7 separate regions of the Homo sapiens genome follow, and regions 2, 3, 4, 5, 6 and 7 are each linked to region 1. The links are chromatin loops, found by intact Hi-C in ENCODE. Cell type or tissue: IMR-90. All regions are shown on one strand.

What was found. A loop is a pair of places that touch in the nucleus more often than their neighbours do. Peaks named below come from ENCODE experiments on the same cell type or tissue, not always from the same donor. Only the 100,000 strongest peaks of a DNase experiment are listed, where the experiment ranks them.
Region 2: a loop joins it to region 1, with 8 times the contacts of the local background. A loop is called at or near these places in 12 of 110 quality-filtered maps.
Region 3: it touches region 1 in a loop (5-fold over the local background); 13 of 110 quality-filtered maps call a loop at or near these places.
Region 4: it touches region 1 in a loop (5-fold over the local background); 5 of 110 quality-filtered maps call a loop at or near these places.
Region 5: it touches region 1 in a loop (7-fold over the local background); 2 of 110 quality-filtered maps call a loop at or near these places.
Region 6: a loop joins it to region 1, with 17 times the contacts of the local background. A loop is called at or near these places in 74 of 110 quality-filtered maps.
Region 7: it touches region 1 in a loop (6-fold over the local background); 9 of 110 quality-filtered maps call a loop at or near these places.

The regions. Positions count from the first base shown.
Region 1 is chr15:38,705,770-38,709,769 of GRCh38, reverse strand. No RefSeq gene overlaps it. Among named protein-coding and RNA genes, the nearest start is that of LINC02694, 11 kb to the right of the region's middle. In IMR-90, a CTCF peak has its summit at 1,750 (motif pointing left); DNase peaks (open chromatin) are centred at 759 and 1,729; H3K27ac peaks cover 1,226 bases.
Region 2 is chr15:38,862,069-38,866,068 of GRCh38, reverse strand. It overlaps a transcript of LOC105370777 not described here. Among named protein-coding and RNA genes, the nearest start is that of LINC02694, 170 kb to the right of the region's middle. In IMR-90, a CTCF peak has its summit at 1,742 (motif pointing right); a DNase peak (open chromatin) is centred at 948; H3K27ac peaks cover 1,802 bases.
Region 3 is chr15:38,993,999-38,997,998 of GRCh38, reverse strand. All of the region lies in intron 2 of LOC105370777 (a long non-coding RNA gene), which reads left to right. Among named protein-coding and RNA genes, the nearest start is that of LINC02915, 250 kb to the left of the region's middle. In IMR-90, no CTCF peak of the experiment used is centred here; a DNase peak (open chromatin) is centred at 1,738; H3K27ac peaks cover 2,379 bases.
Region 4 is chr15:39,124,324-39,128,323 of GRCh38, reverse strand. The region is part of intron 1 of LOC105370777 (a long non-coding RNA gene); the gene reads left to right. Among named protein-coding and RNA genes, the nearest start is that of LINC02915, 120 kb to the left of the region's middle. In IMR-90, a CTCF peak has its summit at 2,221 (motif pointing left); DNase peaks (open chromatin) are centred at 223, 2,203 and 2,893; H3K27ac peaks cover 2,737 bases.
Region 5 is chr15:39,470,847-39,474,846 of GRCh38, reverse strand. LOC105370783 (a long non-coding RNA gene) reads right to left here and starts at 1,628. Exons shown (of 5, transcript NR_188226.1): 1 at 1,159-1,628. In IMR-90, no CTCF peak of the experiment used is centred here; a DNase peak (open chromatin) is centred at 1,816; H3K27ac peaks cover 3,725 bases.
Region 6 is chr15:39,755,341-39,759,340 of GRCh38, reverse strand. The region is part of intron 5 of FSIP1 (fibrous sheath interacting protein 1); the gene reads left to right. Among named protein-coding and RNA genes, the nearest start is that of FSIP1, 26 kb to the left of the region's middle. In IMR-90, a CTCF peak has its summit at 2,263 (motif pointing right); a DNase peak (open chromatin) is centred at 2,280.
Region 7 is chr15:39,169,795-39,173,794 of GRCh38, reverse strand. The region is part of intron 1 of LOC105370777 (a long non-coding RNA gene); the gene reads left to right. LOC124900600 (a long non-coding RNA gene) reads right to left here. Exons shown (of 3, transcript XR_932142.3): 3 at 3,630-4,000. It overlaps LOC105370780 (a long non-coding RNA gene), which reads right to left and starts at 200. Exons shown (of 3, transcript XR_007064591.1): 1 at 116-200. RefSeq lists enhancers at 520-1,475, 1,476-2,431 and a silencer at 1,453-1,747. In IMR-90, a CTCF peak has its summit at 1,544 (motif pointing left); DNase peaks (open chromatin) are centred at 894 and 1,564; H3K27ac peaks cover 1,953 bases.

The DNA of each region.
Region 1 (4,000 bases):
CAGGAGAATTGCTTGAACCCGGGAGGTGCAGTTTGCAGTGAGCCGAGATTGTGCCACTGGACTCTAGCCTGGGTGTGACAGAATGAGACTGTCGGAAAAAAACAAAAAAAAAAAAAGAAAAGAAACCCCAACAAAAAGCAAAGCAGATAATAACAGTACCTATTTCACAAGGTTTCATGAAAATCAAAAGTGATACTTGCACCATGCTTAGCACAGAGCCTGTCCCTTAGTCAATGAATGTGAACTATTATTGTGTACCAGACATTCAGCCAGCCAGCCCCAGAAACTGGGCTCAGAAAAGCATTTGCTTCTCCATCTAGAACACAAATATTTATTCTTTATATGAAAGATCCTTTTCCTGTTTCATGGGAGATTTTGCTTCCCAAGTAAACAACAATAAATCTCAAGTACACATCTGGATTGCAGCGGCTAACAGGGAATACCAATAGAAAGCATGCATGGATGGTGAAAAACCTGTTTTCCACAGTTCCTAAAATTTTGCAGCTGGTAGAGGCTCCCCAGTGGGAGAATCACCACTGAATTTTACACCTTTCCCTGATTACGTCAATAAACAAAGGTATCTTTCCATTTCTTCATAATTGTCATGAAAAAAAAAAAGCAAAACAAAAGAGAAAAATCTTAAAAGACACAAGTCATAAAGAGTCACATAAATAAAACTGAGCCAGGAACCATGAGTTCACACAACTTTATTCTTAGGAAGGTCTCTATAAACATAAATGGCTCTGCCGTTGAGGATGACATCATTAAGTGCCTTCTCTGTTAAACACTGAGGGATACTGCTGAGCCACGCAATTTTTCCACGTTACCAATAACTTTCCATGTTACCAGTAACATACTTTGCCTGTGTTACGGCACATTCCTCTTGGTGCCTGGAGTACATAGGCTTTCTCTCTTCTAACTTTACTGATCTTGCCACAGATGGTTACTGTGACCTTGGATGTCTTAGGCCCATAATCAAACCAACTGGGTTAATTGACTTAGACACTCTTAGGAATGATGCAGGGGCCCCCACCTCTGGGATAACACCACTGTATTTCTAAAACTGCTTGTGGGAAATTTACAGGGTCATGGTGGTGTTATTTACATGCAAATAGGAAAGAAAATCCATTCCAGCAGGCCACATTCTAACTACAAACACAAGAGGTTATAAATACACAAGAGGAAAACCCAACAGTCTGTTAGCATTATCTCCGAATGCCTAGGAAAGGGAGCCAACTGCTTAGCCATCACAAAAGACTTGGGCAAAATCCTGTGACCCTCGGCATCAGATATTCTCCTTATGCTAATTTTGTAGATAGCAACTTTTGCCTAACATTTTCATGATTAAGCCAAGGACGGTATAAAATATATGCATTTCTTAGAATTCCATTTATATTGTAATCACTTCTCTGTGCTGCTCTTAGGGTGGCAGGAAGCCTCAGACTGCTCTCCAATCTTCCTCAAGGGCTTTCTCTGACCTCTTTACTAAGAGCAGAAAGTTGCCAGTAAATATTCAACAAACTACACCTCCTCCAAGGTCAAGCTCTGTGTCAAGTTCAGATCTGATGGCTTTAGAGCAATGTGCAAAGTCAGTTCATCAACCTTTATCCCTAAAGTTAAATTTTTTATTTCAAATATTTTACTTAGTTTGCAAATGTGAGTTTATTAGCCTGTATCTCATCATCTTGGGTTCTCTGAAAACCACCTGCACGGCTCAATGTGGGAGAAAAGTTGATCCACAACACCATCTCCTGGTCATTCTTGGGTGTTACACTGAGCGTCAAAAGCTGAGCACTTGCTGAGAGTGACTTTCAGGCCATTAAAGTACACCAAGCCATCGCTGGTGTCAATCAACTATACCTAAAAGTGTGCATGTGGCCTTCCTAGCAACCCCCAGGATGTTGATTTGTACCAAGTATTAGATTCCACCAGTGCGGCGTAAACCCAGGTACACTAAAAGCTAGCAAGAACATGCAGATTTCAAAGGGAAATTGAAAAAATCCTTTGTAAAAATGCAAAAATACTTCTTGAATACTAAAATAAAAGTATAAATTATGGTTATAGACTATAAAAAAAAGATGGACATAAACATTAGAACAATAAAGACTGTGGATTACCAGAGAGGGAGGGAGAGACGTGGGCTGAAAAACTACCTACTAGGGACTCTAGTCACAACCTGGGTGCAATATACTCATGCAACAAATCTGCACATGTGACTCCTGTATCTAAAAAGTTGAAAAAATATTTTAAAAAACAAAAAGGGAACGTGGAAAAGTGAAATGAGGGAGGTAGAAAAATGGCAACCAAGAAGGTTTTTTTCTAATATCACTTAATATTACGTATTTTGGGTAACAATAAATGGGGACAGCTAGGCAATCAATAAGTTGTTGCTTGCAGGAAGTTGTACTAGATATGCAAAAAGGATTTATGCCAATTCCCCAAATCTCACCTTAACAATAATGTGTCATAAGCACAGAAAATTTTCTCCCATGTAGAACCAACCAAGTGTTCCCAATCGACTTTGGGATCACTACTCGGTTCTGCCCATCAAGCTATCCTTTTTCTCCCTACATGAGCAGTGAGTAACTTGAGTGAGCACAGCCTTGAAACTGAGGTCATGTAAGAGCTTAATCCAGTATCACTAATGACGAGATCTTTACCTGTCAATCATATAGTCCCTGCAACAATTGTTTCCAAAGTTGGTTCATGCAGAATCCCTTGGGGAGCTTTTTGAAAATAGATTTCCAGGCTCTTCTAGTTCTGCCACAGAATCTCTACGGCTGGAAACCAAAAAACTTCAGGGTCGGAATTCTCCCCCAGGTGATTCTAATTGCAATCAGTCTGTGGGCTCAATTGGAAGCCACTGGAAGATCACAGCTGTACCTTATTGAAAGAGGAAAACAATCAAATCCTTGCCAGTCTCTCACTGCTTACAAGAGGTGTGGCTTCAGTTCCAGGTCATCAAAGGTAAGCATTTTTTACTACAAAAGTTTGTTTACAGTTAAAATGTTCTCTTTTGGGTACATCATTGCCAAATGAAGAAATAGCCCAATTTACATAGTCAGTCCTCCATATCCATGGGTTTCACATCTGAGGATTCAGCCAACAGCAGATCAAAAATATTCCAAAAAAAATGATTAGGAACAACAATACAATATTAAAATTAAAAAATCAATATAGTGTTAACTGTTCACATAGTATTTACATTGTATTAGGTATTATAAGTAATCTAGAGATAATTTAAAATATATGGGAGGATTGTGTAGCTAGATGAAAATATGTCATTTTCTATTAGGGACTTGTACATCCTCAAATTTTTGTAACCTTGGGGCAGGCGGTATGCTGAAACCCACCCTCTAGAATACAAAGATTGCCGTATAATCCATGATTGCTTTCTTTCCAAAACCTTTCTATATGAACTATGAAAGTCAGGATCATTTTAATGTTAACTAAACTCTGAACCCAGGAAGAAATTTGTCTTGGATAATGGGGAATGGGGTGCATACCGTTACACAAAGGAGGAACCCCTTGCAGGCTCAAGAACTCTCTGGATGACTTGGGAATGTAAATTGTGGCAGTGGGCTAGCAAGTTTCTAGTGGAGAAAGACTGGAGGCTGGAAGCTTAATTAGATGCATTTGCAGCAAATCTGGATGTGAATTAATAATGCCAAAGCTAAGACGGGACTTGAAAGCATGTTTTCTTCAGGGTGACTCATTAATCTCATTTCCAGGAAAAGGATCCCTGTATAGTCCCTTAGTCGAAATTAGTCTGTCCCCACCCTTTGTCTTTTTCTCGCTCTCACATCCCTCATCAGAGTCCACATATGACATGTTAAAGCTGACTGATGCTATCCCAACTCCCAGTGCCCCCCATGCACTGGGGAACAAGTCTGCACCCTCAACCTCCCAAGCCCTGAAACACCTAGAATTGGATTTTGTCCACAATGGAAGCTCATAAACGTTAGCTGAATTCTTGAAAGAAGTTGCCGACCTGTTTGGT
Region 2 (4,000 bases), 160 kb before region 1:
GTCTCAGAGACAGTTTAGACAAAATGGCCAAGGGGTTAAACAAAGAATTCTACACTGAGTTTTTGGATTCTGTCTTTCTGGCTCTGAGCATAAGGAACAGGTCAATGGTCAGTATGCATCTTGAAATCACATATACCCAAAATTAGATCATCAGGTACATTTTTGAAACAATAGTGTCGTTCACTTAGCCCCCTTGCTGTTGCAGGAATGCCTCTGGGCCAGATTCCCTTTGCCATGTGACTTCTCTCTTCTGGCCATTTGCTGTGGCAGGCATCTCATGGCTCCAGAAGCCTCTACCTTCTCTGTCTTCCAAATCCCCTATGTAAGAGAATTGATTCCTTTTCAGGCAGGACCGTATGAACCTGAATCCAGAGAAACGGCTCATCAGTCTCCAATCCTCTGATTTTCTAAACCAGGACTACATTATATTAAAACCAGAAAAAGCAATACCTCTTTTCACAGAATGGACTTTCTGGTGGAAATGGGAGGAACCAAAAGAAGGCTGACTTCTTCATTTTGACACCCTGCCCTGACTGCAGAACGTGATTTCCCTAAAAGACTGAATGTTAACCTCAAAGCCTGGTCAACCAACATGCAGGAGAAATCTTGACCAAGGCTCTGAGCATGCTGTGGTCCCAGTGGTGAGGGTGTGATATGCACTGTCTGTTCCTGGAGTCACAGTGCTCATCTTGTGGTAAAGACCTCTTGGAAGAATGTCTTCAAAGGCACATCTCCAGCTGGGAGTCCTTGTTTCCTGATTTTTTTTTTTAAGTTTATGTTATATGAACAAATGAGACTGCTTTCCCGGCAGGAGTAGCCCTCAGACGCCCACTGTGAGCCTACTTTCTGGAAGAAGCCAACTCAGACAGACCACAGTGTGTGCACAGCATACGTGGCTGCTGGCTGTGGATGAGAAAGTATTCCTGATCTGTCAGAATAATGATTTCAGCGTGTTCTCAGCAGGTCCTCAGTGTGATCCCATGAGGATACCCTCAACCCCTTGCATGACATGTTGTACTTGGAGTCCTTCCCCATTTCAATTTCAGCATCAGTGGGAGGGAAATAGCAAAACAGCATTCCTTCATGTAGATAACCAGTAGGCAGCAGGCTACTCCTGGTTCGTAACATAACTCCACCAGTGTATTCTGGCAGCCGGGCTTACTTAAGGGAGAGCACAGACATTCCCTGCTCAAAAACAAAACTGCTAAACGTGACTCCGGTAGCCTCCATGCTCTCTGCAAGAATAAAATCCTTGAAGAAAAATTGTGATAAGAAGTCTGTCTTTGGAGTCAGCCTGAGCACAATCTTGCATCTCCAGTTACCACCTGGGTGGCTTTATTCACTTAAGAAATACCTGTAGGATACATACTACATGGCAGGCATGCTTCTCAGATGTTAGCTCATCTTGCTAAGCCTCCAGTATCTTCATCTAAACAGTGAGGATAACAGTATGTACCTCCTAGGGCCATCTGAGGAAAAAGTGAGATAGTGTGTATAAAGCTCATAGCACAGGGCTCATAGAGAGGATTTGCAGTTAGTGTTGGCTGTGGCAGGTATTATTCCCTTTACCCCAGCCTATGCCATCCTTGCCACCCCATCAGGAGCTCCTGATGATGCCAGCACCTCTTGCCGAGCCCTCATCTGGGGCAGCGTACACCTTTAACTTTTTATTCCTCTTGGCTTTGATATTCATTGACCTGGAGCTACCCACACCAGGGGGCAGCATAAATAATGGCAGAAGTCACAGTCTCTGCCCTGGCTTCACACCTCCTCTTGGTATCAGCTGTTCACCATGCTCTTCCTACTGACTCTCTGTAGGACCAGCACCAACACCATGTCTTAATCTGATATACATACACACACACACACACACACACACACACACGAGACACTATAAACAGTATATATGCAAAACTATATATATTACTATGTATCTAATAAATGAAACTAAAATATATAATCTGATATTATAGTCTGGTGAATCTTACATATTTATGTATAATTATAAATTGTATATATATATCAGATCATACAGTATAAAATATATGCCATGCACTATATATGTAAACATAGACATAAAATCTATTTATATTCTTTCCTGACCCAAAGCTGAATAGATTTCTCAGGGATGGGAAGAAGAAAGTGACAGCTTTTTTTGTGATATAAAAACTGATACATTATTTTTTAAGAGAGCAAAACATGTACAAAAATTTAAAAAATGAAACTGAATAATGCATTTTCAAACACAAAAATGTAAAAATATGTCACAAAACAAAGTTAAAAATAAGCCTATAAAAAGCATTAACCATACATCATTTTAATATTGACTGATAATGAATTAATCGTAATCATTTTGGCTGGGCGTGGTGGCACATGCCTGTAATCCCAGCAGAAAGTGATAGCTTTGACATAGCTATATTAATACAAAGGCTTTAGCAGACTTTGGCTCTGCCCAGGAAATCTTTCCCAAATAGTTTCCAGTTCAACTGGGGTTGTATTATACTGTGGAAACAAGAATAGCTGATGGTTTTGAAAACAGCTACTACATTTCCTGATCTACTTCAAATTGTCCCACCCACTGGTCGTGGTACTGAAGTGTGTCTGGATACGAAGGTAGCAATGATGCCTGTGAACCAAAGGGTGGGCCACACTTCACACTAGTCCAGACCAGCCTTCTTCCAAATTTCACCTATCTCCAGAATGGGGCTACTTAACTTCTACTTCAGAGTGCAGGTCTCCCCAAATGCCTGGATGAAATCTTGACCCTAATGAGAAAACTTCAGAGCTCTGGTTCAGAGGTTCTGATGTGAATATCAAATCACATTTACTGTCAATTTTATTCTTTCTATTCACTAGGCAAATATTGATAGCACTCTTGCTATGCACCAGGTGATGTTCTTAGCACTGGATTTTTTACCATAGTTCTAGTTACCTGATCCAAGTATCTGGGACTTATTTCACCAAGACTGAATTCTGCCTTAATATTCTAGCCAAACTCCAGCTCCTTCAAGACTTCTCAATCTTCCCTTTTCATGATGAACCACAGTCCCTGGCTGGGACTCAAGTTGCATCTTTCAGCCCTCTACCACCATCACCAGCTGCACTACAGTGTCCAGTATTTTCCTGTGTGCCCGTGGTCCCCATTCCAAGCTTCCTCCCATGTGCAGGGACACAGGTTACCCATTGCTGGACTGCTCCACATTTAATTACCTAGACAGAGAGCTTGCACATAGAAAGTGTTCTATAAATGTTATTTATTCCATCTAAACTTCCCACTAGCAAAGTAACCACAAAGACAGGAACTTGCCTTAGTTGTTCAGATGTGGCCCTATCATGAGATCTATGGTTAGCCCATAGTAGCCAATGAAAAAGAATGGCTTTTGAGTGAATGAATCACTGAAGATTCATTCTAGCCTTTATTTCAAGAAGATGTGGGAATGTAATCCTTTGCTGTTCAGCAAAAATGCTAAACTAGAACCAGGAACTACAGACTTGGAGTGCCTCTTTTTATTTAAGAGACTCTTGGGAGACACCACCTTATGTACCCCCACAAGCTAGATGTTCTTCCTATTCCAAATAAACTACAAGGATGAATACTGTACCATCTTACTCAAAGCCAAAACAGCCCTGGAAATATGTTTTCCAGTCTAGTTAATCAGAAAAAGGAAGGGTGTACATAGTCATGTGGAGTGTTTCAAGCAGATAATTACTCTTCTATGCATTTTCTCAATGCCAACGTGTACCAAAATGACAGTTATTTCCTTTGCCCAGAAACTCCAGTTCTGAAATATTTCACATAACAGAGCATTCCTCCCCATCTCATCTCTCCCTACCAACTGTCTGAAGTTCTTTGACAATGAGATCTTAGCTGGAGCCTTGCAATGGAAGAGTGCTTGTTCACTGATATATCAATTTGGTTACTTTGAAGACATTTAAATAGAAATTTTGATGTACCAGATATTTCTCTACAGAATTAAGAGAAAGTTGAGAAAAGTTTCAA
Region 3 (4,000 bases), 290 kb before region 1:
AAATCTCCAGGATGATAAAAGAGTGCTCAAGAAGGTAAAGAATCTGTTAATGAATTTTTTTGCTGGTCGTATATTCTTGAGCACTTCCAGTCTGGGAGAGTTGGAAATAAGTTCAGAACTTGGCTCAATTATTTGTCTTTATCTCAATATGAATTTCATTTGAAACTGAATCATGGCACTATACCCTATGCTACTTGTTTCCTTGGTAGTCTACCCATTCTTCATTTTGTGCGTAGCTGAAATACAATCTGGATGCCCTCATGAGTTGGATTCATTTTTCCTGGTTTAAAGTTTACATGACTGGAAAATGTCAGTGATTTAGGTCCACACTGATAGAGTACAAAATAATTTTTTTCCACCCCATCAACTCCATTTGCTTTGGATTTAAGCTGAGGGACACAGTTATTGATGAGGCCATAGCAAAAAGAGTGTTAAGATTTTTGTAGTTCTTGGCTAAACACTCCAGCTCCCTGCTACCAACTATCACCAACCAATCTGTCCCAATTAAACTCCATTGAATTAAGCTTCTTAATCCAATAGGCAAATTCACAACTCACTGGCAGTATTTTATTTCTGTTGCATAAAATTCAGCGTCCACATTAGTGTATGTCTATCCCAGGAGGCTGTGTGCCCTCTCCCCAATAGTTTCTATTCTTGGAAGAGATGTTAGAATGACTGGGGATGAGATCATAACTTGGGGCACAAGTTAACCTTAAAATTTTTTTAGGAACTTTATTCATTATCAACAAAAATGTATTGAACCCTAGATGTATTGAACCCTAGCGTGCTGAGGGGACTGGGCTAGCTACTGTAGAGGATGTCATATACCATTCTCCCCTTCTTCAGTATGCTCCAACCATATTTACAGTCTTTCAGTTCCATATCTCTGCAAGGTATTTCTTGCCTCAAATCCACATACACGCTGTTCACTCTGCCTGTGTGCACGTCCCCTCCTTGTTTATTCCCACAAATAGACATTTGTTATTCCCAGCTGACTCTTCCTTATCCTTAAGGCCTCAGATTAAATGTACCTTCTTCAGAGAGGTGGTCTCTCATCACCAAATATAAGTTCTTCTTCCTGGCACCCACTGCCTTTATTGTACATCATAATCTGTGATTATTCATTTAATTGTTTTCTTGTTTAATTTCTCTCTCCCACAAAACTATAAGCTTCACAAGGGCAAGGACCAAGTCTGTTCTGTTAACCACTGTGCAACCAGGGTTTCTAGTGCAGGGTCTGGCATGTGGCTGACACTCCACATAAACCCATTGAGAGGTAGTTTCCTGTTCTCATTTTAATCTGATGGAAAATGTGTTTAATTAAACATGTAAATAGGTTAGTAGACAGTATGTTTATGTCCAAGAGACGAATTCAATAAATAAATACACAGCTATCATTCCCTAACAGTAGTTTCTTCTGCAAATTAGTCTAAACAGAGATTTCCTGGCATTCTCTTCAGACATTGCTGTGAACTTGGGCCAAATAATAAAGGTCATAAAACTTTCTCCCACTCAATTCATTTGTGCTTATATTATGTTCGCTCCAAAGCTGGAGGAACGGAAGTGGCTTTTCATCATTGGGAAATGAAAAAATGCAATGAGTAACCCATTGTTTTGATACCATTTTATATTAATCATCTGAATGCTTCATTTCTCTCATCCTTGCTGTTAACTATTCTTACCAGAAGTTAATAAGCTTCCAACATTTCTGTACATGAGCTAAGAGAGAAGAAAAAAAAAAGACTAGGCATGATTTCAAATTATTCCAGTCATCTGTCCTGTTTGGGTGACCTGCATTCCTTCAGTCTACCAGTAAAATGCTAGGCATGCCTGACTGAGTGAAAATGGAAGACAAGCCTTCAAATTCCATGTTACTGAAGTGTTGAAACCAGTTTTAATGAAACATGGGAAAACAATAGCCAACAAGGGGAAGTCTGGAATTTCATAGAATTAGAGACTTGAATTTCATAGAATTAGAGACTTCATGTCTTCCCTGTTGATTCCTTGAAGTCATCTCCTAATGAAGGAACCCTTTCTCCAATGACCTTTAATTAGTATTGTTTCTGTCCCAACCTTTCTGCTCTGCTGCCTTCCATATGATGGGAATTGGGAAAGTTGAGCAGCCACCTGGGGTGCTATGAAAGATCAAGCACATTGGAGGCCCTTCAGATATCCATAGCACAGTAGACATTGGAAACACAATGAGGAAAGGGCACATAGATGTCCCATAACCCATTCACCAGAACACAGTATGGATAAGAGACAGGAGAAGGGACAGGGATATCTGTTTCTGTCTTCACTGTCAACAAAGCTTCAGAATTGGCCCTCCATCTAAATAGTCTTTCATTTTTCACACCATAGTCAACCTCTCTCATGACCTAAAATGTCCCTGCCCCATGCAATACAATCTATTTAGAGAACCCAATGCCCTAGTAGGTGCTGGGCCTTCTATTTCCCACTACAATCACAAAAAGAACAGCAGTGGCTTTTGCCCTTGGGAAGCTCGTTGTCTTGGAACTGGGGGTGAAAATGGGGATTGCTAAGGGGACCTGGAAATACGGCAATGTATTAAGTTCCATAATGAAAGTATATCAATATACTGTGATAATACAGAGGAGAAGAGATTCCACGTGGAGTTTTGGGAATAGTGGGAAACCTTCTAGAATGTAAGTTCCCCAAAGCCAGTCACGGGCCAACCTTGTAAGCCTTTTTTTTTTTTTTTTCTGGATATCAGTCTCAGGCCTGCTACATTAACTTCTTTCTGCACACCTGTTCATTTATTTGTGTATACATGTAGTCATATAATTAGAAGAATAGCCATTGAATTTGTATTATAGTTTCAATTTATGTTAAAGAATACTGGATCTTCCCTATAATATATAAAACAAATTTAATACCTATTTTTAGTGGTATGCTGGAGCTATTCTGTAACTGCATGTTAGAGCCAATTATTAAATCTCCAGGAATTTTGTGAGCTACTCACTTGCAATCACCTATAACAGGAATATTCACACCAAAGAAATTGGCAAGTTCTGCAGATCAGGACTTCCCCGTCTCCATGAAGAGCTGGTTATTAAACATTGAACAGCATACCTTTGCTGTTGAAAGGAAAGAGTGAGAAAGTAAAAAGAATAAACTTTCACACCTAATAAATAAAATCCCTATTCAGATTTATTTATTCATTCATTTAAATTTATTTAATAAATGTGAAATACAGAAGAAGTTCTGCAGCTAAATTCACTGACTATATGGAGCTTACAATCTAGTAGGAGAGCCAGATGATACACACAAACATAGTGGAGCAAAATATTCTCATCTTAGTCTGTCATTTCCTTCACTACCATAGAAGACTCAGAAGGAAGAGTAGTGTTTTTTCTTCTCCTACTCTGAGAAGCTTTATCTGCATTTGGGCTGTGCAATCTTTAATAAATACAGTGATGCAAGCTTTCCTGAAGCCGATCCCCCACCTCCAACAAATAAATGAATAGGCTTTTGTTTGGCAAGTAAAGGACAAATGACAGAGGCTGCTACTGAGAGTAGAGAGGGAGTACTGGCCTTCCCAGAGGAAAAAGTGCTGGTGTGTGTGTTTGATCTGGGAGAGCTGTGTACTTTAGGGGTTTAGGGGAGTGGATAGGAAGGGGGCCATCAGCTATAGCGTGACAGGATTGGTACCTTCTTCCTATTCCTATGGTGTACATATGAAATGCTTTGAGGGGTGACAGGGGTTCCAAAGGAATGGCACATGGAAGCCCGGAGGGCATCACCAGGAGGAGCAGTTTTCAGAGCACAACTAAAGATGCTCAGACAGCAAGAGGCAGTAACATTGACAGGGCTCTTACAGTGTTCTGGACACTGTTGTAATCCTTGTGCATGCTTTAACACTGTTAATCCACACAACAGCCCTGTGAGAGGGGTATTGTTTTATGCAAGAGGAAACTGAGGCACAGAGAAGCTGGGGAATTTTCCCACGCAGCTAGAAAGTGTCGATTTCATGCTTGGT
Region 4 (4,000 bases), 420 kb before region 1:
TTGAAAGAAGAAAGGTGGCTCTTAGTGGACTAAAATAGGGGGCTGCATCACATATATACTCTGTTCATCCAGGCAGTGGCACATGACTTTGTAGGAGTGAAATGCACATTTTCCCAATCTAATTGTTTTCCAGAATCATTCTCTGTGTGGGAAATAAACCTCATCCTCCTGGCCTTAGAATTCTTAACATACTATTTGCTCTCCTAGGAGTTTTGGTACTTCGCCAAACTAATTGCTTATCTCAATGACTAAGGACAATTTAACAATAAAATTTCCTGGACTCTAATGCAGGAATTGCTGACTCATGAGGCCTGGAGAAAAACCCCAGAAACATATACTTTTGAAGGTAAACTTGTTTTTTTAAAGTATAACACACAGAAAAGTTCACAGAATTACATGTGTAAGTTCGAGTAATTGTCATGAAATGTGCATTCTCATTTAACGCTTTTTGTTTCCTATTTTGTAACTATATGTCTATTTCAAGGTCATGTTTTCTTTAGAATCCATATTTTTAAAGATCTCTATGATTCTGCTGCATTAGAGGTTTAAGAAAATCCAGTTTGGAGTATTTGAAATCTGTTAAACAATGTTATATACCAGAAGAAGTATCTCAGGTCTGAGTTAATAATAGTGAGGTTTGGTCCAATGTCAACAATGTCTTTCCTAAAGCACTAAGTGAAAGGGAGGGGAATTAAAAACCAAGGTCTGATATCATGGTCTGTTGAGGACGGATGGGGTAGGTGTAGAGTAAATGAAGAGTAAGTAACGTTGGATTGCTATGTCAAGAACAAAAACTGAGGAAACAGAGCCAAGCAGCTTTCCAGTTTTGGGTTCACAAGCTAAAAGGGGATAGAGCAGAATTTCAGAAAGAGAAGAGACTTGGGCCTTATGGCCTAGGCTATATCTGGGAGTGTCCTCCCTTGACAAGGGTCATCAGGATTAACCCCTCTGCACCCTCCTTGCCTGCTTTGAGAAAGGGAATTTACTCCACTGCTAGTCTATCTGCATTCTTACCATATTTTGGAAAGTTATTCTATTGTTCTATTACAGAGAAATCTTTGGCTAGAATTCAGTGGGATAGGCAGTAAAACATGTTCTTGCTTGGGAATGAAAAAAGACCAACAACAAAACTAGTTTTCCATCCCAGCTTGACCACTTATATTTTTCAATAAATTCCTAATTTTATCCTTTTAAACATAGGTACTGTTACCTTTGGTGCTGCTAAGACCCAAGCTCTGGAGTCAGACTAATAGGGTTCAAATTCTTGCCTGTGATTTTGGGCAAATTGCTTAATATGTTCCTTCATCTGTTAATTAGAAAAAATAATAGGGCCAGGCGTGGTGGCTCATGCCTGTAATCCCAGCACTTTGGGAGGTCGAGGCGGGCGGATCACCTGAGGTCAGGAGTTCGAGACTAGCCTGGCCAACATGGCGAAACCGCGTCTCTACTAAAAATACAAAAATTAGCTAGGCGTGGTGGCAGGCGCCTGTAATCCCAGCTACATGGGAGGCTGAGGCAGGAGAATCACTTGAACCGGGAGGTGGAGGTTGCAGTGAGCCGAGATTGCACCATTGCACTCTAGCCTGGGAAACAAGAGTGAAACTCCGTCGAAATAAATAAATAAATAAATAAATAAATAAATAAATAAAAATAATATCTATTTATTAGGATTGCCATGTGGATGTAGAATTGTTTGAAGCTCCTGGCACGTAGGAAACACTCAATAAATCCTAGCTACTATGGTGCTATACTCCTCACCTTAATAACATCTGCAATGTATTTTGAGTTCCTTTTAAGTAAAAATTATATAAATATATGATTAAAATATTATATTTCAAGGCAACATAAGTCATAAAATCAGAATTTCTTAAATATTGCCCACATCCATTTTTGGAATAATTTAACCTTCACCACTTATTCACTGCGGGAGAGAACTACGAATATTATCCAGTGACTATTACCCAAGACTTACAGGTCTGAAAGAATGTTGCCAGAACCTAACAGACATTATTATCAGGGAAAGTCATTCCTAACTACAAATGACAATGTGATGCTCCATATTAGCATTAAAGAACAGTAGTTGCATCCTTGTTCTTCTTCAGGTAATGAATGAGCCATCTCCACATTTTGGTAAAGTAGGTTATTCACCTGCAGGAAACTGTAAGACTAAATTCTGATTCCGCAAAGACCAGGAAGACCCACCACACAAAACCACAACTGCTCCCCCTGATGGCTGGTGCCTAGAATTTCACGCATGCATCTTAGAAAATCCCATCAGGCTAAAACAACTTTCCTATGAACATCAATAATGTGTCAGTCCATGGACACAGGAAGGGGAACATCACACACCGGGGACTGTTGTGGGGTAGGGGGAGAGGGGAGGGATAGCATCAGGAGATATACCTAATGCTAAATGACGCGTTAATGGGTGCAGCACACCAACATGGCACATGTATACATATGTAACAAACTTGCACATTGTGCACATGCACCCTAAAACTTAAAGTATAATAATAATAAAATTTAAAAAAAGAATACCATAAAAATAGATTTGAAAAAAAAATAATGTTTCAGCCATTAACACTCTCCTATATTTTATAGAGAAGCCTTAGAATAAAGGCATCTCAAAATGAAAGTTGAAGGGAAACTATAAAGCTGGAAAATACATTCAGGATGGGAGACACAGTGAAGGTCAGCTTTGCTGATTTCATAGTTCTGTGTGAATCCAGCACTGGTTACCTGTATACATTGACAATAATCATATGCTTACCCTAATATCTAGAATGGAGAAAAGACTATTTAGGGGGCTGGGAAACCCACTGTTTGTCAAACTAAAGAATGTTTGATTATCTTTCATGACTCCTCATACCATCTGGTGAGTAATAATGAGCTCATTCTACTTCATTGATTCCAACATTTGATATTTAAAAGTGGTAATAAAGACCTTCATTACCTCTAGCTAACTTGGATCTGACTATGAACTGTTTACAAAATTCCAGTTTTCAAAGGGAAATTCTTTTAGGAGAATGCTAGGCAAATGGTGGCCCACGTTGAGGGAGTAAATTGACTCTGTAGTCAGCGAAGTGATTATTTTTGTAATGGAGCCCACAGCAAAACCCTTTGCAGCACTCAGAAGTCATCAACAGAGCTTGTTCTTGGCAAACCAGAGCATTCTCTGCTTCAGAGAATTACTTTCTAATTACTAAAAACATGATACGGGAGGAACACATGTTGGCTCCAACCAAGTGTATAAGTGGTGGAAAAGTTCAGTGTAACTGTTCAGCGAAACTGTGAAGAAGTAGAGTCTATGGGACTGTTGCTGGGAACATAGGAGTGGATGGGAGCCAGGTTTTTCTTCTCTTTGTGGGATTTGGGAGTTAGGTTATATGTCCTGTCTTTGGAAATTAAGAACTGTTGATATTCAAGGATAATCAAGGAAAAGCACTTCCAGGAATGGGAAGGTACATAGGCTAATTGTATCAGTACAGCCTGTTGCCCTGTGGACTTTGGCTGCCGCGGCCATATGATCTAACTAAGATGTTAAAATAGCAGATGAACATTTGCTAGATGAAGTAAGTTTGTCCTGATGGCTAGTTCCACTCTTCACTCTCCTGATTGAAAAAAATGTTGGCTTTCCTTCACTGCGGTGTTCACTAGATAGAAACTAAAACCGGCTCTGTGAAGTGAGTGGGAGGGTGAGGAAGGAAAAACAGTCCAACTAAAGCAGCTGAAGTAGGAAAGGGTCATGTGAGGAAGTGGAAGAGGTGAATGCCCTGGAAAAGATGGATGGAGGCATTTTTCTCAGCCATTTCGTGGTTGGATTGGGAGACACTGAATTTGGAAAAGCAGTCAGACAGAAGCGTTCCGGATAGCCAAGCTGTTGGCGTACCACCGAGTGCCAATTCTCAGGGTGTTACCCAGTCATTCTTGGGGTTTGTTTAAACATGGCAAGAGTTCCTGGGAAAAACCTGAGGCCACATTACTTAGCCATTTGAACTGC
Region 5 (4,000 bases), 770 kb before region 1:
GTCAGATCACAGTGTTAGCCTGACCCTGAGTGAAGGGGAGACTGAGAGAAGACTGGGTGGAAACTTAGAATGCTAGACTGCCGCTCAGTGGAAGGAAGCTCCAGCAAAGCCACTGGGGAGTCCGTGTGCCAGAGTCAGCTAAAGAAGGAGCCCAGCTTCTCAGAGGAGGGGGTCCCCTCACAATACCACATCATTGGCCAGCAGCAGCCTTGGAAAGTGAGGTCAAGGTACAAACACAGCAACAGACTTAAAATACAGCAGTTGGGACCCTGGATTAATTCTACCTTCTATAGGAGGAAGTCTATGTGGCTTATTTTCATGGCTACCACACTCCATGAAGCTAGAAGATGCCATAAACATCCCTGAAGCTGGTTGCTTTACAATGCAATACCAGGCTGCCAAGTGGGAGAGCTGGTGTCAAGCCTCTTACTCAGGAAAATGCAAATTAAATGGGTTAACCCTTCATGGCAATGGAGGGAGGGGTAGCAGAGCACCTTTTCTCAGCAGCCCCCTAGCCACAGTAGTTCTTCCCTATTTCCTGACCCAAGAATGCAGCTTTCAAAAGTTGGCCTGTGTTGCATTTGGTTCCCCTATATCTCCCTTCTCTAGGGAGCAAACTTGTGTCCAGTAGGGCTGGGTCAGTACCAGTCCTGACAGTTTTGGCCTCAGAGAATCAGAACCACTTACTACTCATTCTCAGAGGTCCGTCTTGGTGTACAGGCCTGCCCTCTAGTCCAATCTCTTTCTACCTATGATATTATGGTTGTTATTGTTGTTGTTTTTAAAGAAGCCAGTAGTTCCTTCTTGGGCCTTGACTGGGGTCACCTAAATCTACCCTGATGACTTTCCATTAAACACTTGCCGTCCCTTTCCTCTTAGAAGGCCACTGGGACCTTTATAAAAGTTTCCTTACCTCTCCTAGCACCTTAAAAGTCATGCATCAGTAATTTACCTCTGGGAGAAAGTTCTGAACACATGCCTCACTACATCTTACTCTCCTCACTAGCTGAGAATGGAGCAGTTGAAATAAGAGCTCAGACAAATATTTTCCATAATCTGTAGAGAGTAATCAATACTTAGAAGGAACGTCACTTGGCAACAGTGTGAACATTCCATTTTCTAAAGCATTCTTGTATGTTCAACTTCACAGGCTCATACCTTTTTAATATTTCTTAATCACTGGTTAATGTGAATTCTCAGAACTGAGAGGTTCTTCTTGTGTAGCTGATTTCCGCTGAGTTCCTTCTTTTTTCTAATTTTGGTATGATGGCACTGTGTCTAATGAAGCAAGTCAAATAAACGGCAGATTCTGTTCCCCGAAGCCCTCTTCATCCTGGAACATTAACTGTCTAATTTGTTCATGGGAAGACCCAGCTGTTAGCAGGCAGCCTGCGGGCCCCAAAGCAAATGAGGAGAAGCCTTCCTGTGAACTTCAGAACACATGCTGGGGTGGGGGCTGTGGGGAGACATTTTGTTTATCACTCATTTAAAGTATGTTGCTCCCAAATAAATGGCTGTAAATGGAGATGAAGGGATAAGACTTGTGACTAATTTCTCTGGGGAGCCTAAGTATCTCCACTCCTGACCCCAGTGTGCTGCCTCCCCCATCTTCCCATTGTAAGACTCACAGCAGCTTTATGACAAGGTGGGTGTTTATGATCCAGTTCAGGATGGGGACTAACCCAGTCCTCCCTGGTGGAGGCATTCTTTCCATGACGGGGCTGACGCTCTGCCAATAGGATCCCAGTGAGCTCAGGGAACAGTGTCAGGTTGATTCAGCTGAGGAAGTCACGGCCTTGATTTAGCCTTAAAAGGCTGAGGTTCCGGTGGAAGCGAGTCTGTCTCAGCGTGAAAGCCCAAGGCTCTGAGCATTCCCAGATGACATCTGTGATTTTTCCAACACACATTTGGCCTCCTTGGTTCCTTGCAGTGCTTTGGTTGTGCAATCACCACTTGGCAGGTTCTTCGTCCAGTGAAATCTGTACATTTTCAGCTCTGACATCTCAAAAATAATCATTGGAGCATTTTTTTTATCAGAGTGGTTTATCGTAAAACAACCACTCCCACCGACATTTCTTGTAACCAGTGCTAGGAGAGTGACGACTTAGAAGGCCTTTTGAGGAAGGAGTAGTGGAAGAAGGGCTGGTTTCGGAATTGAACACACCAGGGTTCCAATTCTAGCTTCCTTTTATTACATGTTGCCGGACCTTAGGCCTTCAGGGGCTCAGTTTCATCTTCTATAAAGTAGAGAAAATAGTATATACCTTGCAATGTAGTTGTGAGGATTAGATATCAAATCTATCATTAGATTAGTTCATCAGATGGACTCAGTACACTTTGTATGAATATATGAGTGGGATGTGTGTGTGTTGTGTAGTGTTGGTCCTAGGTTAGAGGTGAGAGTGGTTATAAGTTTAGTGTATATAGAGGGAATATCAGCTCTCTTTTTAGCCCTCAATAAATCACAAACATGCACATACACACTGCACGTGTGCACACATTCTTGAAAACCTCAGCTTTTTTCTTTTTGATGTTGAGATAGCTAAAGATTCCTTTCTTTAGATTTTTTTTTATTTGTAGTCATGGATACATAATTGTTGTACATATTTATGGGGTACATGTGATATTTTGATATAAGCATACAACATGTAATGATCAAATCAAGGTAATTGGGATATCTCTCACATCAAACATTTATCATTCCTTTGTGTTGGAAACATTCTAATTCTTTCAGTTATTTTGAAATACACAGTAAATTATTGTTAACTATGGTCATCCTAATGTGCTTTACTTTGATAAATAATTTGCTTCTGAGGTTGGTCCAAGACCACATGCCTGTAAGCTAGTCCTCAAACCTCCATGCTTGCACGCTGCCTGGGAATGTCTGAACTGGATTCTCTGATGATATCCATAGGGACAGGCCTAAATCTTTTCCTTTTCAGCCATCAGCTGGCAGCATGCACAGTTAAGAGACATTGCTTCTTGTTCTCACTAATGTCTAAGATCTGAAGACAGAAATAATTCTGAATCTTAGTTTTAGAGGTCTGGGAGAGAAATACTTTTTCTCCAACTCTTGGAATATTTCCCTATTACTATAGTATTCATGTTGTTTCTGAATAGAGTTTATGACAGACCTTCTTTGGTATAGTGAGAAAATATGTTGTTGTTTTCCTTAAAAAGATCTATGACAAAATATTGGTCATCAGCTTTTTAGTAGTAAAAGGCTTGATGTCTGATAATCATAAAACGGAACCCAAGCAATATATTGAAAACAAAAACAAATCCCACCTGGCAGAAACTTTGTAAATTTGCCTTGTAACTTCTTTTAGCTATTGATGTGTTGAGCTTCTAGCACTGGGGAAGATATGAAAGATTCTTTTTTTTTAAGACAGGATCTTGCTCTGCCACTCAGGCTGGAAGGCAGTGTCATGATCATAGCTTACTGAAGCCTCAACCTCCTGGATTCAAGGGGTCCTCCTGTCTTGGCCTCTCAAAGCTAAGACTATAGGTGTGCACTGCCATGCCTGCCTAATTAATTTTTTTTCTGGTCAAGATGGGGTCTTGCTATGTTGCCTAGGCTTGTCTTGCACTCCTGGCCTCAAGCAATCATTCTATCTCAGCCTCTCGAAGTGCTGGGGTTACAGTTTTGAGCCATTGTCCTTGGCTATATATGAAGGGTTTAGAATGTGTTTATTTAGGGGAAGGTCAGCACTTCATTTCTGAAAGATTAATCTGGTGGCAATGTAGAGAACGGTTGGAGGGCCTTAAGTCTGGACACTGGGAAGAGATTTGGAGTTCATTGCCATAAATCAGTGGAGATGATGGTGGTCTCACTTTGCAAGGCGAATAGAAAGAAGTGATGGATCAAAAATATTATTTAGCAGATAGAATCAGTAGGACCTGGTAATTTATTGGCTAGATAGACTGAAGAACAGAAAGAAGACATGGATGGCGTCAATTTTTCTAATTTGAGCAACCAGTTATATGGTGGTGCCATTTA
Region 6 (4,000 bases), 1.0 Mb before region 1:
TGGTTTAGCTAAGTTGTGAGTTACCTACTCATGTCTTAGTCTCTTTTATAAAGTGAGGTATTCTTTATTGATTTGAAAGACTTTTTTAATATTAAGGATATTAATTATTTGTCACAAACACCATAAGCATTTTTCTAACTTTTTTTTTAATTTTGTGACATTTCTTGCTCTAGTTAGTCATTTCTTTTATGTTATCATTCATTGGTACTCTGCTTTAAAAGGCCTTTTATGTCTCAAGATTGTATAAAAAATATATATTTTCCTTTCATCAGTTATAATTTAATGAAAAAATTTAAATATTAACCCACTTGAGATTTATTTTGGTATTAGATATGAGTTAGAGAGTTGATTTTGTTTTTTTCCCCCAATTTGCTAACCAGCTATTCCAAGACCCTTTATTGGATAATCTGTCATTTCCCCACTTATTTGAAATGCTAGCTTTATCGTGTAGGAACTGGGTTTATTTTCAGATTTTCTATTTTATTCCATTAAAATTTCTGTCTGTGCTGATGTTAATACCACTCTATTTTGATTATTGTGTCTTTGTAATATATTTTATTGGGGCAGTATTTTGGAATAACATGGTTTTCTCAAACCTATTTTTTTTCTGAGTTTAGCAATGACTACATTATTTTTTAAAAAAGAGATTGTAAAAGCACCTCTAAAGCTATAGCTTATGAACTGCTTTTTTATTTATTTAAATGTCTAAAGACCAGTATATGAACGTAGTCTGCTTGGAAAAGTACAACTTACTAATATATTTCATTCAATGTTTATCAGTAATTCTATACCTTCATAGAAATGAGACTATACCCCTTATTCCCCCCCCTCAAAAAAATCCATGGACAGTGTCAGGAATGAGATTCTGGATATTATAGTATCTCAATGTCTATAGTTTGGAAACCAGGAGTCAAATACTGATTTTTCTAGTGGGTAGGGCTTTTCTGAAAGACCAAACCTGCTTGTGGTTGACTCTGGAGCAAGCAATGTAAGACAGGCCACTCTGTAAGTGGATCTATGGTGGCCTTTTAACATTAAGCTTTTCGGTCACAGAGTTCACTACCCAGTGAACTTTTGGTCCTGGAAGGCAAGACATTTGTTTTCAGTTGCCCTTTTTTCAAAACCAAATCAAAACTGTCAAATATGTTTAATTTTTAAAGCTCCTGGCCCGTATATTTGACTTAAATCTATGCTCACATTGTATTTCTGGAGTTATGTGACTGCTGTAGGCCCTGTAGACACTTCCCATAATGTTAGATTAGTCCTGATGTTCTAACATGGAAATTAAGTGGACTTAATGATATGAAAGCTGGAGCTGCAAGGGGCTTGAAAGCTATGTTAAGAGAGAATCATTGTTTTAAACATGATGACATTATTAAAGCTTCAATTTTTAGATTCAGACTTCTTAGTTATTATGTATTGGCAGTGTGTGCAAAGCAGGTAAGATGCAAAAGTAGGGTCAACGTAAAAGGAAAAGGGAATACAAGATACTGTTAGGTGAACCAGATGTCTGTTGCACTTCACTCTTGCTACTGACTGTCTTAATTAGTTCACACTTGACCAGTTCACCAAAATGAAGAGGTAACATTATTGTATTACTGGCTTCTTCAGATTTAATTAGAATCTTTTTTTGATGATTGTTCTTTTACAGAAAAGCCAAATTCCTTAATGAAATTTCCTGCTTGCTGTTTACTTCATAGACATATGTTTTGGAGTCATTTATTGCCACACATATCTGTTTTTTTTAAATTCTTAAAAACAAAAAAGTAGTTAGCATTTACTTTAGGCTGCATTATTAACCTAATTATATTAATTTGTTTTTTGGACTACATAACTATTACCTTATTCTAAAAGAGGAAACTTTTGGAATAATCAGCTTAAACTTGGTATTATTAGCAGAATATTTTCACTGCAAGTATGAAAGAAATAATTAGAAACACAACAGTCCAGTTTGACCTCATGCCACGGATTTTTTGAAAGTCTCATATTCCTGGTATTTCAACATAAGCACTATCATAAGGTGGTACGAAGCTACTTTCATCTGTTCTACAATGAAATGAATTTCCCATTACTCATTAGATCTCAGCTACTGTTTTAATTAGAAATGTATAAAAATTTAAAAATTATTTTAATCAATCATATATAGCCATACATTTCTAAATAAGATATTTTTATAAGTATTATTAGGAAAACAGGAAAATTTTGCCTTTTTTTCCTGTATAATTTTTTGTTGCCAGCACAGTTTCAGGCACTTGTAAATTGTCCAGTAGGTGGCAGCATCTAGTTACAATAAGTACTTTAAAAAGCCTTAAAGCATTTAAAAAAATTTTAAAGCTCCTGGCATACATTTTTGGCTTAAACCTATAGAGTTCACATTGTATTTCTGGAGTCATGTGACTGCTCTACACCCTGCAGACACTTCTTGTAATGTTAGATTAGTCCTGATGTTCTAACATGGAAATTCAGTGGACTTAATGATGTGAAAGCTGGAGCTGCAAGGGACTTGAAAGCTATATTCAGAGAGAATCATTTTAAGCATGATCACGTTATTAAAGCCAGACCTATTTCAGCATACCTATCAATATACCCAAACCTACTTTCTTTCTTTTCATTTTTTGTCTTTAAACAAAGGGAGAAATTCTTAGGATGGATATTTTTCTTTTCTAGTCAGTTTTTCTTATCCTCTTATTTAAGAGTTAGCTTCAGGTTGGGTGGGTGGTTCATGCATGTAATCCCAGCGCTTTGGGAAGTGGAGTCAGGAGGATTGCCTGAAGCCAGGAGTTCGAGACCAACCTGGGCTACTTAGCAAGACCTTGTCTATACAAAATATTTAAAAATTAGCCAAGCATCAGGAGGCTGAGGTGGGAGGATTGCTTGAGTCCACGAGTTTGAGACTGCAGTCATGCCATTGCTCTGCAGCATTTGTGACTGTGTGAAACCCTATCTCCAAAACACAAACAAACAAACAAAAAATTAACCTTAAGGACTTTGGGCTGATGGCTGAATGGCAATTTCCAACCTGTTTTCAGCTTCCAAAACACAGAACCCATCCCAGTTGGCTTATAACATCACAAATAAGCAACAGCAAATAAATGAAGAAAATAACTGTGGTTGGATAGTGCATTTACTTTTATTTATAGGTGCTAAACACAAAAGATGCCTTGACTCCAAGAGAAAGTTGAAAACAACATTAAATTGATTTATATCACATTTGAACCTTATAATCCAGACATATTAACCTCAAGTTTACTGGGATTTTGAAGTAAACAATATTGTACTTGCTAGAGATCTCTGAAGTATTTTAAAAGTCTGTCCCATCCCATTACTGAGGGGTCACTTTTGGGTTTTTTTAGAGGCATGTTGCAAAAATCAAAACTCTTTTACATCGCCAGGAGTTTTCCCTTAGTTTCTATCATTTATCTAATGAATACAGGTAGAATTCAATATTCTTTGAGACAAATACATCTAGTGACAGGGTTGCTTTTTGATAGAGGTTATTCTTTTTGTCTTTGTCACGTTTCTCTCTTGTGTTTCTAGCTCCAAATATAGAAATGCATATAAACACAAAACATCAACATCATAACCAATTAGGCTTTTTCAAATTTGAGAATACTTTTTTCTAGGTGCCTTTTCTGTGAGACTCAGATATATGATACTTCTGCTCTTGGATGCTTGGGTTAAATACTCAAAGAAAATCTGGTAGTCTCTTTCTACTCTGATATGCAGAGGGTAGAGGGAGGAAATCACATAACTGTGCTGACTGACACAGGCAAGGATTTTGGTTTTTAATTTCTGTTGGAGTCTCAGCATTGTTTAGCAATCTCTTGCATTCTCCAAAATGGTGATTCCAAACTATTACTATGTGCTTCATCTCCCATCTTCTGCAAGACCTTCACTGTCTTGGTTGGTCTTCCTTTCCAGAGAAAATGAATCTACAGGGTAGGAATTCCTTTTACATTCATTTCTTCTGTTTCTAAGCTTCATCCTGACTGTGTTCATT
Region 7 (4,000 bases), 460 kb before region 1:
AGTGGTGTCTACCATAGGCCGTGGCAGTGGTGCCAGGGACAGCATTCTAATCAGGCTGTTTCTGCAGCGTAAACTTTGCTATTAATCCTGCTGCTTATCCTCCCTTAATGCCTACCCATTTTCTGAATCTGCTTCCATGACCTTCTGATTGAGGATAAATTGATGATGATGATGATCATGATGATGATGATGGTGGTGGTGGTGGTAGTGGTGATGGTGATGATGGTTAACAGAATGCTTCATATGAGTCAGGCCCTGCTCCAGTTAGTTCACATATATTCAATGCATTAATCCTTCTGCCCTCATCTGACGAATGAAAATCTGAAGCCCAGAGTGGTTGAATAATTGGTTTATAGGTCCTACAGCGAGTAACAGATAAAGACAGAATGGAGACCTCAAAGCCTGGCTCCAGAACCAGCCTTCTGATTAAGAATGGATTCTGTGGCTTGTAACCAAGAACCCTGGCTGGTACATTTGGTTCTGTGGTCTGTTTTCCCCTGGGAGCCCAGAATATGTTAGGGGTAAATATTGGGTATCATTTTGCCTCACACAATACACTTGTAGTTGACATTCCGAGTACTCAGGGTAGCAGCGGGAATGGTTCTCCCATGATTCATCTCCCCTCCTTCCCTGCAGGCACACATAGCCCTGCTACTTGCCTCTGCTCAACTGCTGCACGGGGTGGGATCGCGGCACCGCACTCTGGTAAACGCTTTCTCCGCTCCATGGTACTGTTAACCCAGGGTTGCAGGTGCCAAAGCAGGAATGAAAGCTCCCATTGTACAACACCCATGCAAGGGATCCATGTAGAGGTTTCTGTGGGGACAAGGGAATGCTGAAAGCCAGCTGACAACACAACAAGACAGAGTGAAACTGTGTAGTTTCGATTCCCCGGGAGTGGGGGAGTCCGTTTGTTCAGAGCAGCTGCAGCAGCTCAGAAACATGTAGTGTCCACATTCCATGTGCAGAACTCTCTGTGCACAGAGCCAGTAAAGCAGCAGCCCCTAAAGGTGATGCTGCCCTTCCCTGGGGACTTCCTGTTGCCCTTGAAGCCTTTCAGTGCTGAGTTTGAAAAAGGTCAACAAGGCTGAATTTGGGATGAGGGCCCTGACCGAGAAGCTCCTCAGAGGACAAAGGGACCGGGAGTCAGGGGTCTGGGGTTACTCTGTGGCTTCCAGGCTACTGATGTGGGACATCACATGGCACAGTCTCTCTGGAGCTTCCTTACCAGAGAGTCGGTGTGTAACTGCAAAGTTTCCCTGACATTCTTGGATAACTTGTGACCTAAAAGCCATTCAAACGGGGTTGGAAAGACAGATTGTTCCTGCCCTAACATCTTTGAGGATTGCAAGGTTCTCTAACTTGAGCCCAGAGACAAAAAGCAGTTCGGAACCGTCCTTGAAACTTTACTTCCTTTCCTAAGACTAAGACAGGATTTGAGAGAGCACAAATGCATCAGGGAATGCAGGCTTCCATTCCCATTCACCACCACCCTCACTCCTGTTCTTGAAGGAGGTGGCAGTCCTTACCATTCTAATGTATGTGGTGCTCTCTGCTGGCAGCTAAAATCTTTTTGTTCCCTGAAACAGGATGCCTCTGTAATCCTGAGTCACCAAACCACAGGGAGCAGCTGAGAGAGGATTTGGCTAACAGCCAGTGTCTGGGCCCTCCCACTCCCTAGAAGACCTCCTTCACCTGTTGTATGATCAACTACCCTTCCTATCAAAATGCAATTGCAATTAAAACCCCTACTTCTCCTCTTCCCTCTCTCAGTAGCTCTCTACTTGGGGTTGTCATACCCTCCCGACTGGGCCAAAGCTGCAGCTCTTCTTCTACGGGCAGGGCGCCTATCAGGAAAATGGGTCTTATGTTTCTCTCTTTTGTTTTGTTTTCATTTTGTTTTGTTTCTCCAAATGGTAGAGCCAAGGGCAACAGTGCCATGAGGCAGGGGTAGGGTCAAGGAATGCTTTGATGGAAAGGGGAGGGGGGCAGGTATAATGCCTCTCCTTCACAGCTTGCATCAGCAAACACCCCCACTTCATATATGTGTTAAAGCCAGGTGAAAACAGTATGTTTTCTATGAAAATGCAACTCTAAGACAGATCCCCCGGCCCCACTTTCTTGTCAGATCATTGCTAGTACCCAACTTCCTGATACAGAAATTCTTGGTGCTGCCACAGCCACATGGATCAGAGACCAAAACCAGCTTCAAAAGGTCACAATCTATACCATCACTCATTTTTCATGACTGATTTTGTTAATTCCTACCTATCGCAGGTTGCCCTCAGAATGGCTATTCTCCGTCAATGTCCATCACAATAATAAGAAATAATAAAAAAAGTAGCAGGAAACCATAGTTATCCTTCTTCAAGCCAAGAAGACACACATCAGAAATGCTGATAGTGGGTTATCAGAAGAAAATATATTTGCGGACTTATTTTTTAATTAAAATGTGAGAAAAGCAAGGTGCATAATTGTATTTGTAAAAAAAATGGCTGGGGGAGAGGTAAAGGAGTATGTGTAGGTGTGTGTGTGTATATATGTATATATCTTACATATGAGTAAACTATCTGGAAGGACTCACAAAATTAATAATGGCTAATATTTATTGGCACTTATTTTGTGACAGGTACCATTCTAAGCATTTTACAAATATTAATTCACTTAATTCTCATAAAAACTCCATGTGGGAGGTATTTTATTATCCCCATTTTTCAGGCCGGAGAACCAAGGCACAGAAAAATTAGGTATTCTGCCTGAAGTTACATGTCTGGGGAGCGCAGAGCCAGAATTAGACTTGAACAAGCTGTTGGCTGCCTCTAGGAAGGAGAACTGGTTGGCTCAAGAACAGGAGTGAGGAGAGAGACTTTTCCTTTTATATCTCTTTGTACCTTTTGAATTTTGAACCACAAATTTGTAATATATAGTCAGTGCATACATGAATATATATTTAAATTAATAAAATAACTTAGAAATATAAAATTAAAAATTAATATTAAAAAGCAAGGAAAACATACATGTTTTTTCTCTACCAAGTATGCTATCTAGAGAGTCGGTAGTAGTGCAGTGGTTAATGACTCAGAGGCAGACTGCTTGAGTTCAAATCCTGCCTCTGCCAATAAACTTGGACAAATTTATATTCTCTCTGTGCCTGTGTGGGTTATTTTAAGGATTAAATAAGTTAATAGGTGTAAAGTGCTTAAAAGAGTATTTGGCACATACTAGTGGCTAGATATATATTTGCTTTCATCATCTAAATTTAAAAACCAAAACTCATTCAACAGTCAATAAATATTGAGTGTTTATTGTATGCCAGACATCGTTTTAGGCTCTAGATATAAAGCAGTGAATAAAACCGAAAAAAAATTAAAGATCCTTGCCTTTATGGAGCTATTAAGTCCTCAGAGACTGAGAGAGAACATTACTTGGGGCAAGAAAATAAAACAGGCATCATAAGGTAGGAGAATAAGTGATTGAAAAAGAACATAAGATGTATAGTATCCATTCACATCAGCAAAGTCTCATGGCATGTCACATCTTCGGCAAAAAATGGGATTCATAGATTACATAGTATAGAATCCTTCATTATTCTCAGAATTTATATAAACCCCTCAACCTAGATAAAAGTAACAATAATTTCTCATATTATTTATTTACAAGTCCTTTCTACTTCGAAAGGGGATTTACAATGGAGCATAACCAGAAAATTCGTCTTGAAAAGAAAAAGATAACTCATATATGTGTACTTTGGAACTAGAAGAGACTCTAGAAAAATTGTAGTCGTAACTTAAATAGCCTTGTGGAAAGTAAATCTTTTCAGACTGGTTTCATTTCTGTGTGACTCGATGGTCAAGAAAGCATTGTGATGTTAATGTATCTCAGAATCATGTCGGGGGAATGTGTTAAGAGAAACAGCCTGGCTGATCTAACAGAGACACACATTCATTCATTTCACAGCCAATATTCCATTGGGCATGGTTTCTAAGTTTTGGAAAATAAG